Linked DNA regions of Homo sapiens: region 1 is linked to region 2. A link is a loop called in an ENCODE intact Hi-C map of the cell type or tissue named here. Cell type or tissue: testis. All regions are shown on one strand.

Region 1 (2,500 bases), 96 kb after region 2:
TAAGGAAAGGACACGAGGTGAAAAAAAAGGTTTCAAGAATGAAATGCCATGTCAACAACATGAATATGGTGAGCAGGGGAGGAGGTATCCAAGGAGGAGGCTGGAAAGTCATCAAGGGTAGAGGAAACCTAAAAGGTCCTGAGATCTTAAAGCCCAAGGTGAGAGAGAACAACAAGAAGCAGTTAATATCACAAAGTCAAGTGAGATAAAGCCTGAAACCATGACATTCTCAAGTTAAAAACCACTTTCAGCAGGCAATTTGGCAGAGTCCAATCTATAGCAGAGGAATCAGCAGCAGTAGAGAGAGTATAAAGCTAGGATAAAATAATAAATGTGTCTGCGAAATAGATTTGGGAGATAACAAAGTAGAATTAGTGTTTGGGGACTTTCAAAGTACATTTTTAACAAATTAAACTCATTTGTGCACATGGTTTAGATGACACAGAAGGACTGCTATTAAAAAGTAACCATCTTCTACATAGAGGTAAATACTGACAAAGACTCTCTCCCTTAACCTAAGTGTAGTCAGGTTCCTCTAAACTCATCTCAGCCAGGCCCGATTTTTGGGCTTCTATATTCATTTCTGCTTATTCCAGTTTTAGCAAGAATCTTATTGGGTCAGTTTAGTGAAAATCCCCCACCATTGATATCTGACCAAATTTCTCATTCCCCACCCTGGATACCTTATCACCTTGGCCTGGCTTCAGCAATAATCCTATCAAGTAGGTTTAGCCAGAGTGCTCCTTATCCTTGATGTTTTCTCTTAGTAAATTTCCATCAACTCACCCCACCCTGCTCCTTGGCTATACATTCCAATTTTTCCTTGTATTTGGAGTTGAGCCAGATCTCTCTCCTCTATCACTGTGGTCCTGAATAAAGACTGCCTTACTGTCTTTCACAATTGTCATGAATAGTTTTTTCTTTAACAACATTGATCATTGTTTCCCTGCCAAATGTTGTATCTCTAAATATGCTCATACAAATTCTTGCTTTATCAACTTTAGATAATACAGCTGGGGCTCAGAAAGTGATACTCCAAGGACTGGCACGTTGACATGTTCAGAGGCCTTAGAAGCTGCCTCAGAATCTGGATACCACTATTGGTCCTCCCCCTCGAGGGCAGGGGTACACCATCTGGAAATTTAAATGACCAACAAAGTTTCTTCTTAAAAGAAACAATTACCTTCCATCTTCTCCCTGACATCTCATTATCTCAGGAAAAAAGACAACTGCACCTGGGAGAACTTTTTCACAAGATAATGCCTGTCTCTTGGGCTCATTCAGTTTCTAAAGAGAATCATTTACAAGTTAATTTTTATCTGCTAGGTCCATTCATTCTCTGTACAATCATTTGCTGCCCCTCAAAAGAATTGTCTGCCTTCCCCATGATGCCTCTCCCCCATGAGAAAGGATATATAAGCTTCTGGACCTCATTAGGTTATTGGGTAATTATTCTCCTGGGATTCTTCTATAATATACACATTAAAATAAAATTTTGTATACCTTTTCTCCTATTAATCTGCCTTTTGTCAGTTGATTTTTCAACAAACTTTCAGAGGGCGAAGGGGAAGTTTTCCTTTGCCCTACAATACCTAGTGGCTTTCTGCTTTCTTTTTTTTCCCCATCAAGTTCTGGGGTACATGTGCATGATGTACAGGTTTGTTACATAGGTAAACATGTGCCATGGTTGTTTGCTGCACAGATCAACCCATCACCTAGGTATTAAGCCCAGTACCCAATAGCTATTCTTTCTGATGCTCTTCCTTCCCCAACTCCCCATCCCCTGCAGGCCCCAGTGTGTGTTGTTCCCCACCATGTGGCCATGAATCAACCCAAATGTCCATCAGTGATGTCCATCAATGACTGGCTTTCTGCTTTCATAGAGGATTTGACTCATTCACACCTATGCCTATCTCCTCTTTTCCTCCCAATATCATCATTACCCTGTTCTATTTTTGGTTGCCTTTGAAACTTTGAATAATGTACTTAAAGTTCAATTTCTTATCTCAAATATGGCTGGGGTCCTTTGTCTCAATGTTATGAGGTTGGGACATCAACACAAGTATTCTCTATTTCTGTGGTCACCATTCCCAACTCCCTGCTTCTGTCATGTGTACTTTCACATTGACTAGATTTATAGCATTTATACTCTAACCACAATTTAGTCATTCTGGCTTTGTCTTCAGGTTGATTCTAAAAGCTAAACGTCAGTAGTATTCCTATTGCTATGACTTGGCTTAGTACCAAATTGAGTATTAATGTGTTATTTCCTGGAGTATCAAAGAAGATAGAACACTTCCCTTCTGGAGCTTTCTGTCCACCTGTTGCAATCTGAACTGATTGCCTCTGTACAGCTGTCATTCAGAGACTGCTTTTCATTGCTCTCCTAAAATGTACCATCTATTTCCTAAAGTGACCATTTCTCCTCTTCCTCGTCCTCCTTACCCTTGGTTACCCCCTCATTTTGCCATAGCCTATCTTCCAGAAATTTATCCAAAAG
Region 2 (2,500 bases):
GGCATTTACAATAATGACCTCATTGGTGGATCAGCAAGAGCTTTGTGGCCCTGGAACCAAAGCAGGCCTTGGGCTTCTCTTGCCTCTCTTCAGTTGCCCTAGTCTTCCTGGTACTTCTCTCTTTCCCTTTTAGCATTATCTTCAATATTCCCTTCCACGGGGTTTCCTCTACCCACCCATTTTTCTAAGCCTTTTCCTTCCAAAAGCAGCTTTTATTAATGGTCTACATAACTGGTTGTCTTCTATTATTGAAAAAGTAAATAAGCCACAGACTAAACTGACCAAGAAGCACAAAACTACCCAAGTAGTTAAAATGTGAAGCGGGAGAAGGCTTGAATCAGTGATGTTTAGTATGTTTACACACACATTTTACTGATGCTACCAGGGAAATGTTCTGTCCAAACTAGAATGGCCTAGCTGTATTTCCCCCTAATTGGCCAAGTTTGCTCACTCACCACTGCAGTTGATTGGTATGTATGGTAAGTATAGAGCAATATGACCCTCACTCTGGTAGCTTTCTGTAGAGCACAATTCTTGATTTAATATAAAAATACCATTCATAGGCCAGGCGTGGTGGCTCACGCCTATAATCCCAACACTTTGGGAGGCCCAGGTGGGCGGATCACCTGAGGTCGGGAGTTTGAGACCAGCCTGACCAACATGGAGAAACCCCGTCTCTACTAAAAATACAAAAATTAGCTGGGCGTGGTAGCGCGTGCCTGTAATCCCAGCTACTAGGGAGGCTGAGGCGGGAGAATCGCTTGAACCCGGGAGGCGGAGGTTGCAGTGAGCTGAGATCGCGCCATTGCACTCCAGCCTGGGCAACAAGAGCAAAACTCCATCTCAAAAAAAAAAAAAAAAAAAAAAAAAAAAGCATTCACAGTAGGGACTAATCCAGCAAGGCAAGAGTCCCTGGCTTAACACTTTTAGGATATTAAAGAAAACCACCCACAAAAAATATTTCGTTGTCCCTGAAACATTTTTCTATATTTAAATGGTAGTGCAAACATTTTTTTCTAAGATGTTATATTTAAAGTTCCCAATGGCACACATAACTCTTTATGGAGAGTGTTGCAATTTTAAAGATTGGTTATCGTTTTTACATTTTTTTAACATACTGGTTAATACTGGGCCAATTATTAAACCTATGTGATCATGAGTTGAGATCTGAACCTTGAGCTCAATCCTTTTATCTTTTCTGGAACTGGCTTATGTTTCAAAGAATCAGCAGAAAAGAAAACCATAGATGACAAACCACCTAAAACGCCTAAGCACACTTAACTTTAAACAATAAAGTATTTTTTTTCTTTTTTTTTTTCTTTTTTTTTGAGACGGAGTCTCGCACTGTCGCCCAGGCTAGAGTGCAGTGGCGCGATCTCGGCTCACCGCAAGCTCCGCCTCCCGGGTTCACGCCATTCTCCTGCCTCAGCCTCCCGAATAGCTGGGACTACAGGCGCCTGCCACCGCTCCCGGCTAATTTTTTTTGTATTTTTAGAAGAGACGGGGTTTCACCGTGTTAGCCAGGATGGTCTCGATCTCCTGACCTCGTGATCCGCCGGCCTCGGCCTCCCAAAGTGCTGGGATTGCAGGCTTGAACCACCGCGCCTGGCTAAAAGTATTTTTTTTCAATTAGTTCTTTGTGGGAGAAGGTTTTTCACTTTTGTAAAATCTAGAATTTTCAGCTTTATTAAGATCCACTTATTTTCCGTTAAAAAAATTCCATTATTACAGGATTCTTTGAAAACCTTACATCTCCCTCAATCCTGGGTAAAGAAATACTGCTGTATTTATTTTGCAGTGATTGAATTATTCAAATCTGGCCAAATAAAAAGAAACTGACTTAGTTTTCAACTTTGAGTTCTCCAATCTTTAATAATTATTTTTATCCCGTTAAGACTGTGACGTCATCATGGCTATACCTACCTAGAGGTTTAATTCTAGATTCAGGTTCTGGGTTCAGATCCTAGCTTTTCCACTTCCTACCATTCTGTGCCTGTTACCTTGACAGTTAAACTGGGGAGATGAAAAGTGTAGACCTCATAGACTTGAGGTGTAGATCAGTGAGTTAATCCATGTAGGATACTTAAGCCAGGGCCTGACGGACTATAAGGCTTCAGTAATTGTTAGCTAGGGCCACTGTTCTGAATTGGCTGATAGCCTTTTTCATCCAGTAATGCCAGATGAAATGATTGGTTTATACATGATAGGTGTTCCTAGGGGAAATGCAGAGCCTACCTAGGATCACCCACACTCAAGTCAGTCATTGATATTTTGGCATTTTATACCCAAGAGCTGAAATTGGCTTCAGCCCCCGCCTTTTGGCATATATGTAAATCAATCTTTCCTTCCCAACTCTGTTTTACTTTTGGCCCCACCTGTTTCTGAGAATGTCATCAGGTGAGGGGCAGCCATCAATATAGTCTCTTCCACCTTGCAAATGACCACTTACCCAGCTTAATTAATAGCTTAGCTTTTGACAAATAGTAAAATGCCATAACTA

What was found. Hi-C counts contacts between places; a loop is a spot of excess contacts. Peaks named below come from ENCODE experiments on the same cell type or tissue, not always from the same donor. Only the 100,000 strongest peaks of a DNase experiment are listed, where the experiment ranks them.
Region 1: a loop joins it to region 2, with 4 times the contacts of the local background. A loop is called at or near these places in 1 of 110 quality-filtered maps.

What each region holds. Positions count from the first base shown.
Region 1 is chrX:30,780,054-30,782,553 of GRCh38, forward strand. No RefSeq gene overlaps it. Among named protein-coding and RNA genes, the nearest start is that of TAB3-AS1, 53 kb to the right of the region's middle. In testis, no CTCF peak of the experiment used is centred here; a DNase peak (open chromatin) is centred at 1,088.
Region 2 is chrX:30,683,822-30,686,321 of GRCh38, forward strand. All of the region lies in intron 4 of GK (glycerol kinase), which reads left to right. Among named protein-coding and RNA genes, the nearest start is that of GK, 32 kb to the left of the region's middle. In testis, no CTCF peak of the experiment used is centred here; no DNase peak of the experiment used is centred here.